Linked DNA regions of Homo sapiens: region 1 is linked to region 2. Evidence: chromatin contacts called from ENCODE POLR2A ChIA-PET data. All regions are on one chromosome and are shown on one strand. The core of a region is the stretch at or near the end of the contact, and the rest is flanking DNA. Distances in the headings are between cores, read along the strand shown.

What was found. ChIA-PET counts read pairs that join two places held with the same protein, here RNA polymerase II (POLR2A).
Region 1: POLR2A ChIA-PET joins it to region 2 with 15 read pairs in BJ. The contact joins two enhancer-like sites. POLR2A ChIA-PET finds 5 or more read pairs at or near these places in 3 of 52 experiments (BJ, GM10248 and activated T-cell).

What each region holds. Positions count from the first base shown.
Region 1 is chr10:102,769,666-102,773,875 of GRCh38, forward strand. All of the region lies in intron 1 of WBP1L (WW domain binding protein 1 like), which reads left to right. Among named protein-coding and RNA genes, the nearest start is that of WBP1L, 28 kb to the left of the region's middle. Within about 2 kb of position 2,629, at least 5 of the 41 ENCODE cell types and tissues checked have a DNase peak (open chromatin) inside an H3K27ac peak, as active enhancers do.
Region 2 is chr10:102,627,585-102,632,103 of GRCh38, forward strand. It overlaps SUFU (SUFU negative regulator of hedgehog signaling), which reads left to right. Exons shown (of 12, transcript NM_016169.4): 12 at 2,482-4,519. The coding sequence ends at 2,571. Among named protein-coding and RNA genes, the nearest start is that of TRIM8-DT, 13 kb to the right of the region's middle. RefSeq lists enhancers at 875-1,417, 2,028-2,322, 3,976-4,519. Within about 2 kb of position 1,252, at least 26 of the 41 ENCODE cell types and tissues checked have a DNase peak (open chromatin) inside an H3K27ac peak, as active enhancers do.

The DNA.
Region 1 (4,210 bases), core at 1,379-3,878, 140 kb after region 2:
CATACAGACCTGGTTGAGATTCTGGCTGCACTGCCTATTAGGTGTGTGTCCTTGAACGAGTTACCTAACGTCACTGTGTAAAATATGAGATGTCACCATCTGTTGGAATCTTCCCTCTCTGAAATACATGATTTGATGTTTAGCAAAGGATTACATACTGCAGTTAAGAACCGTTTACCTAACTCTCTTTCCTGAAAGACTCAGTAGTAGGAAAGCACCATGGGTTTTTATAGATACCTTGTGGAAGAGATAAGCTCTGTGACTTGTAAAACGCCTTGTCCTGCCCAGAAGCAGGAGAGGTGTGTGTTTTCTTGCCTCAGCAGGCCTGCTACATGCCTGCCTTTGTCCAGCCCCAGGACATAGATAAAGCTAGTGTTCTTGGTTTCTAGCAGTTAAGCAACCTATAGTGTTTCTGCCTGGCAGAGTTCTGGGTTTGGGATTTATCCCCTTGCATTCCCCAAAATTATTACTTCAGGATTCTTTTGTTAATGCCTAGCCTCACACCCATGACATGAAGATGTCTCAGTTTAACTTTTGTTGTGACACTCATGTTGGTTTGAGGTTTGAGTTAGTATTCATTCTCTCCTTTCTTGAGTTAGAACTCTGAGGCATTTAAATGGGTGCGTGCCCAAACCGGAGAAAGATAAGAAAGATCTCTTATCTTAGACATTCTGTGTCTGCCCAGCAGCCTCTGCTCAAAGCTCCTGGAAATAAAATGGCCTTACGCCTGGAGATTATCTCCTACCCTAGAAGCCTGGCAGTTACTGTCCTGTTCTGACAAACTCTCTTTCTTCAGATCCCTTGATTGTAAAATAAGATACCCCTAGACCTTCAGCCCTAGTCGCCGTCAGCCTCAGTTGACCAGATGGCAAAGGTGTGGGAACAGCTCACCAGGTTCCCAAGAGCCATGTCCTAGGAAGGTCTCCAGCCTATTCCTTGTGTGTGGATCTGTTGTGCATTAGGAACAGATGAGAACTTTAGGGCTTTCCCAGTCTTTGACCTCATAGAACCTTGCTTTCCAAAGTGGGTCAGAAGGACCCTAGGACCCTGACTTCACACTCCAGAACACCACCATCATATCCAGTGTGCATGGCAGTCTCATAAACAGGGTTCCAGAGCGCTGACCAGGGACCTGCCTGTCTGCTTAACATTCACCTGACCCTCAGTTCTGGTTTTTGCTGTTTGTTTTTTCCTTGTTTGTAACTTCTGATATTCTAATAGCTGACGCCTGTGTGTTCATAAAGGAAAGAGCCTGTGGAGCCAGAGTCTTCACTCAAATCCTTGCTGTCTCACAGCCAGCTGTGTGACCTTGGGCAAGTTACATAAACCCCATTTGCCTCCATTTCTGTAACTGAGTAATAGGGATGGTAATAGCCACATCATAGGGTTGTTGTGGCTGTGAGATACTTAGCATGGAGTCTGGCTCATGGTCAGGGTTGAACAAATGATTATCTCTCCCCTACCCCACCCCAGAATTTAAAGATTATAAATATATAGACTGCCTACAAAAATGTTGCCAAAAGATACTTAAACAAATTTTCTACAGTAAAAGAATGAATTCAGGTAGCTGTGAGCATGTATGTTTTTGCAGTATGTCTTAAATTAATCCGGTACGGCACAGTGGTTCGTGCCTGTGATGTCAGCATTTGAGGATGCTGAGGTGGGAAGATTGCTTGAGGCCAGGGATTCGAGACCAGCTTGGGTAACATAGCAAGACTCCCTATTTAAAATAAAATTTTAGGGAGGCACGGTGGCTCAGTCCTGATGTCCTGGCTCATAAGGAGGCGAGGTGAAGCGTTCGAGACCAGCCTGGGCAACATAGGAAGCCCTCATCTATAATGACAGAAAAAATTTTAAATAAAAATTTAAAAAGTTAATCTGAGGCCAGACATGGTGGCTCATGCCTGTAATCCCAGCACTTTGGTTGAGGTCAGGAGTTCGAGACCAGCCTGGCCAACATGGTGAAACCCCATCTCTAATAAAAAGACAAAAATTAGCTGGGAGTGGTGGCGCACACTTGTAGTCCCAGCTACTTGGGAGTCTGAGGCAGGGGGATCGCTTGAACCTGGGAGGCAGAGGTTGCAGTGAGCCAAGATCGTGCCACCACACTCCAGCCTGGTTGACAGAGTGAGACTCTGTCTCAAGAAAAAAAAAAAAAAGTTAATCTGAATCCAAAGGGTAGTATTTCCAGCAGTACTATCTCTGGGGGTTCTCTGAATTGCAGAGGAGGAGACTGCCTCGGTAGAAGGATATCTCAGATGCTGCTTGGGGCCATAAGTAGTTGTTAATCTGCAACATTTTTTTTTTTTTCTTGAGACGGAGTCTCGCTCTGTCGCCCAGGCTGGAGTGCAGTGGCACAATCTCAGCTCACTGCAAGCTCTGCCTCCCGGGTTCACTCCATTCTCCTGCCTCAGCTCCCAAGTAGCTGGAACTACAGGCGCCCGCCACCACGCTGGTTAATTTTTTGTATTTTTAGTAGAGACGGGGTTTCACCATGTTAGCCAGGATGGTCTTGATCTCCCGACTTCGTGATCCACCCGCCTCTGCCTCCTAAAGTGCTGGGATTACAAGCGTAAGCCACTGCGCCCGGCCTTTTTTTTTTTTTTTTTTTTTTTGAGACAGTCTCGCTCTGTCGCCCAGGCTGGAGTGCAGTGGCATGATCTCAGCTCACTGCAGCCTCCATCTCCCAGGTTCAAGTGATTCTCCTGCTTCAGTCTCTCAAGTAGCTGGGACTACAGGTATGTGTCACCATGCTTAGCTAATTTTTCTATTTTTAGTAGAGATGGGGTTTCCCCATGTCGGTCAGGCTGGTCTGGAACTCCTGACCTCAGGTGATCTGCCTGCCTTGGCCTCCCAAAGTGCTGGGATTACAAGCATGAGCCATGCCCGGCCCTTTTTTTTTTTTTTTTTTTTTTTTTTTTTGAGACAGAGTCTCGTTCTGTCGCTCAGGCTGGAGTGCAGTGGTGTGATCTTGGCTCACTGCAACCTCTCCCTCCTGGGCTCAAGTGTCCCTCCCACCTCAGCTTCCCGAGTAGCTGAGACAACAGGCATGTGCCACCATGCCCAGCTAATTTTTGTATTTTCTGTAGAGATGGGGTTTTGCCATGTTGCCCAAGCTGGTTTTGAACTCCTGGGCTCAAGCAATCTGCCCACCTCAGCCTCCCAAAGTACTAGGATTACAGGCGTGAGCCATGGTGCCCAGCCAACCTGCAACATTTTGACAACATAATCCTGCTTAATTCTAATTTAGTATGACTTCCTTTTTTTTTTTTTTTTTAAGTTGGTGAATTCAGCATTGAATTTAATTCTGCATTGGCAGGCGGATGACTAAAGTCATTTGAAGAAGGATTTACCCTACCTTTGGCTCATCATGTATGAGGCTGGATCACGTACATAGGAGAACCCATTTTTTCAGGCTAGCAGAAATTGTTAATGATCATCTTGCTTTTCAAATGGCAAAGCTGACTCCTTTGTCACTAGGTTGTAGTAATATTTGTATAACATGGCAGAAAGTGAACTCACTTTCCTGGGAATGCCTGAATTTGCCAACTCAATCTCTTTTTCTCCTCACCCCTCAGATATCAGCGCTTAGTGAACGTTAGTGAGGGGCTGTAGGCAAGAAGTTGATAGAAAGAAGCTGTTGTCAGCAGTCACTTTTTTAGAATATATTGTATTGTACTAGGTGTAATGCCTTGGGTTAAATGCTGCCTTGCACACAAGAATTTATAATCTGTGAGAAGATAAAAATAGACGAATGCTGATTAGAAACACTGTCTTGGGTAGCATCATAAAAGGATGATTCATTAGGAAATCAGGAAGTCTATAATGCAATTTTGATCATTTAGGTTGTATTTTTACAAGTTTTTTTTTGGATTTCTAGTAATTTTGTTGCAATTCCACTTCTGAGATCATCACTGATGAATATTATTTAGAATTATGGGGCCAAGCTTAGTGGCTCATGCCTGTAATCTTAACACTTTGAAAGGCTGAGGCAGGAGGATCACTTGAGGACAAGAGTTCAAGCCTGGACAACATAGTGAGACCCTGTCTCTACAAAAAATAAAAATTAAAAAAACTTAGCTGAGTGTGGTGGCGTGGTGGCGTGTGCCTGTAGTGCCAGCTTTTTGGGAGGATGAGGCAGGAGGATCACTTGAGCCTAGGGTGACAGAACAAAACCCTATCTCTTAAAAAAACAAAACAAAAAAAAAAA
Region 2 (4,519 bases), core at 2-2,501:
CTGCTGTTCCCTGGCAGATTCTGAACAGAACGCCCATGTCTGTTGCCAGAGAACATTCCGCTGGGGAGTTCTGGTGGGCAGCAAGGGACTCCTGCTCTCGCCTCGGGCCACCCAGGAGCCACTCTCCCTTCTTCGTCCTCCAGCCATGAGCTGTGCCTCTTAGTCTCCCTCTTCCAGCCCTGGCTCAGAGCTGGAGGAGCTGGCAGGCCAGCTGTGGCTGTGCCTTCTTTAGCTGCTCCTCTGGGGTAGAGGAATGGAGTCCATAATCCCCTTTGTTTTTTCTCCCTTGTTCCCGGCATCCTTATTTGCGAGGGCTTACCTCATCCTGGAAAATCCCTTCCCCTCCCCCGCTCCTGCCCGCAGCACCCCAGTGGGATGGGAGCTTTCCTGGCCCCAGTGCCCCATGGGTTAGTGAACTCTAGCAGGCTGGCCGGGCCTCTGGAGAGCTCTCCTGGGCCCTGCCCTGCCTGTGGCAGAGGCAGACCCTTCCCTTGTCCTGTCTGCCAGGAAATGTGCTTGGGGGAGAACTCCTTCGCCTCCCAGGGGCCAGGCTTTCTACCAAGAGGGAGGCCAGGCGGGAGCTAGGTTCCAGCCAGGGCTGGAGCTTCCAGCTTCCAGGGCTCCCTGGGCTGCAACAGCCAGGACACAGGCCTCTGGTGTTTAGGAAGCTGAGGGGAGTGCACAGGGCGGGACCGTCCAGTCCAGGTCTCCAGTTGGACAGGAACTCCCCAGAGCCAGGGTCACCTCAATAGAGCAGGGTCTCCTCTGTCCTCTGGGATGCAGCTTGAGAAATTTGTTCATTTATATATTCCAAAGCCATCAAGCACCCAGTCCATGCCAGCCAATCAACCCCCACAAGTCACTGGTCCCTGAGTCCCAGCTCCCCATTCAGTCAGACCAGAGCCAGCTGCCCAGAAGCGCTTCCGGAGAGGCCTTGTCGCACTGGGATGGCGCTGTGCCAGGCTGCTGCTTTGAGCTTGGGGGTAGGAGGGGGACAGTCCAGGCAAGAGGGACAGAAGCCTGGGGGAGCAGAGGAAAGTAGGTCACTAAAAATGACTTTTTTCTTTTTTTCCTTTTCTGTCCAGAGGCTGTCCCTACACCCTGCCTCACTCGCCACTTTGGTCCTGGCAGAGACAGTCCCCCAGCAGAGGGAGCGAAGAGGGAGGCAGCCAGGAAGGGTCAGGCTCGTCTGCCTCCAGCCCCAGACCGAGGCAGGCTGAGAACACTGTTCTCTCCTTTCCACCCTGCCCTGACTTCCGGCCTAGCCAAATTAGAAAAGACAGACCCTGGGCCGGGCGCAGTGACTCATGTCTGTAATCCCAGCACTTTGGGAGGCCGAGGCAGGTGGATCACCTGAGGTCGGGAATTTGAGACCAGCCTGACCAACATGGAGAAAACCCATCTCTACTAATAATACAATAATTAGCCGGGCTTGGTGGTGCATGCCTGTAATCTCAGCTACTCGGGAGGCTGAGGCACGAGAATCGCTTGAACCCGGGAAGCAAAAGTTGCAGTGAGCCGAGATCGCGCCATTGCACTCCAGCCTGGGCAACAAGAGCGAAACTCCGTCTCAAAAGAAAAAGAAAAGACAGACCCTGTGTCTAAGTTCCGGTATCAGTCCCAGGCAGTGAGCATTTATTGAGCTCCATCTGTGTGCCAGACTGCATGCAAAGTTCTACAGTAAAGAGGGAATAAGAGGCATCAGCCTCTTCCCCTTCCCCTACCAGAAACTCCCAGGTGAATGGGAGAAACAGAACTGTAGGCAAATCAGTGTATCCTGGGATGGGGTGGGAGACATTTGGCTCTCCTTGGCCACCACTGGGACCACTCTGAGGCTGGTAACCCTGGGAAGTGGTGCGAATGAATACAGGGAGCAGGGTGGGGATTGGCCCCTCTCAGGCCCAAGGGATCACCTCAAACCACACTTGTCCCACTCTTCTGCTCCCACCAAGGCCGCAAGTGTGGTTCTGACTTTGGGGCCGAACTGGGGCCTCCTTCCCTTTGGAGCCTTTGGCCAAGTATACAGAGGACAGGTTCCAGGGTTCTTCCTGCACTAGCCTCTGAAAGAGAGGCCATGGCAGTGACAGAGCTCAGGCCACTTCCCCATAGCCTCCAGACCCTCCCCCAGCCCCCATCCTCCAGCCCCAGGGCCTCAGGGAGCAGATTCTTTACATGCCTGTGGCCAGAGGCAGAACCAAGGAAGTGAGCAAGAGGGAGGTCAGCTTAGTGGAGAAAGGAGGAGAAAACGCCCTCCTCCAACCTGCCTCATTATTGACAGGCCGTGGGGAAAGAAGGGGTCACCAACTCCAGCCGTTTGAGCCCAGCCTGCCACCTGGGTCTAGCATTTGAGAATGAAGCCACGCCTCCCGCGGCCTGTCCTATCCCTAGCTCCCCGGGGACAGGCCTGGGCAATCTCTGGAAAGACCACGGTGTATTCTGCTAACCACTCACACTCCTGGTCTGTGCTTGCTCCCTCCACAGTTCAAACTTCCCAAAGAGTACAGCTGGCCTGAAAAGAAGCTGAAGGTCTCCATCCTGCCTGACGTGGTGTTCGACAGTCCGCTACACTAGCCTGGGCTGGGCCCTGCAGTGGCCAGCAGGGAGCCCAGCTGCTCCCCAGTGACTTCCAGTGTAACAGTTGTGTCAACGAGATCTCCACAAATAAAAGGACAAGTGTGAGGAAGACTGCGCAGTGCCACCCCGCAGCCCAGTGGGGTGCCATGCACAGGCCACAGGCCCTCCACCTCACCTCCAGCTCAGGGGCCGCACCCCGCCGCTGGCTAAGCCTTGTGACCCATCAGGCCAGTGAGTGGGCAAATGCGGACCCTCCCTGCCTGCAGCCTGCACAGATTCTGGTTTGAGGTTTGACTCTGGACCCTGGCTGTGCCCCTAGGTGGAGACAGCCCTCTTTCTCACCTACCCCCTGCCGCACAGCCCAGCAGGAGGGAGGCGGACAGCCAGATGCAGAGCGAGTGGATGCACTTCCCAGCTCATCTCTGGAAGCCTTTGCTACTCAAGCTCCTCTGGCCGCGGAACAATTCCTCTGATCATGTTTGGTTTTCTTCTTCCTTATTTTATTTTGTAGAAACCGGGTGGTATTTTATTGCTCTGCAAAGATGTCCAGAAGCCATGTATATAATGTTTTTTAAACAGAACTTCATTCCCCGTTGAACTTTCGCATTCTCTGACAGAGGCCTAGGGCTGTATCTCTCCCTGGGCTGCCACCAGAGAAGGTGCTTGGTGTTCGCCTGCCAGCCCAGAGCCCTGGAGGAGCCGGCTGCACAGAGAGGCTTTTCTTCCCAGCTGGGCCTGGTGGAGCCCGGGGCAGGGGGAGAGTAGAGACACTCCCTTGTGCAGCTTTGAGCCTAGTTTAGCTGGGGCCAGGGAGGGGTGCTACTGTTTTCCAAGTGAATGGGTCTCAAAGACTTGGTGACCCCAGCCTCATCTTCTAGGCCTTTTCCACCCAACCAGGCCTACCTGGGAGAGGGTGAGGTTCAGCACATCACACACCATCCCCACTGTCATTCAGGGCCTGGGTCTCCAGCTCTGTAACCAGTCCTGTCCCATTTCCTCAGTCCCTGGGCCTCCCAGCCTTCAGGCTGTAGGGCTGCCTTACTAAAATTGAAAAATCCACCTCTTAACATCTCTTTCACTTTGGTTTTGCTAACACTGCTCTCTGCTGCCCTCCCATCCTCCCTGTATCCATTCATGCCCTATCTTTCATTCTCCACTCCTAATCCCTCTCCTTTCTGGCATCCTGGCCTCTCGTGGTCCTCAGCCCCTCACCCCCAGTACTGCAGATCTCACAGTTTGCCTTCCAGAAGCCAGCCTATCTCTAGCCCATGGTTTTGGAGTTCCTCTCGGGTTATCTCCCACGCCTGACCTGGAACCAGCAAGCCCCTTTCCTGCCTTCTTACCCCCAACTCTAGGGATGGGACTGTTACAATACTTCAAGATCACTCTTTACACCTCTTCAAAGCAAAGTCATGACAATGCAGGGCTCCTCATTGCTCCCATCTGCCTCTGCTGCACACACAGGCACCAGCAGGGATGCCACAGGAGTGCCCACAGGGTGCAGGACTCCACTGATGAGAGATCCAGCCAAAGAGCTGCCCCCAGGGGTATGAGGGCACCAGCTGGGTTCTCCAGGGAGCAGGAGTTGGACCTCCATGGAGCCACTAGGCCTGGCCTCCTCTACACATCCCCAGGGCTATCTGGTTAATTCCATCAAGCTCAGAGTTAAAAGGCATATCAGCCTGGAGTATTTGGGAGAGACTGGCTGCAGATCCCCGCCAGCCAAGATGCAAGCCACTCGGGACCTGATGTCGGCAGCTGTGCCTCTACTGCCCTGAGGACTTACCAGAGGGAGCCCTACTGGCCTTCCCCCACCACAGCAGCCCTGCCTGTGAAGCTCTTGTTTCTGACATTTCACAGGCAGAGAGGTGCCATCAGTTCGCCTCCATTCCTTGCCACCATGACCAGCCTCTCCCTGAACTCTCTCTTGCTCGGGACCTGCCTG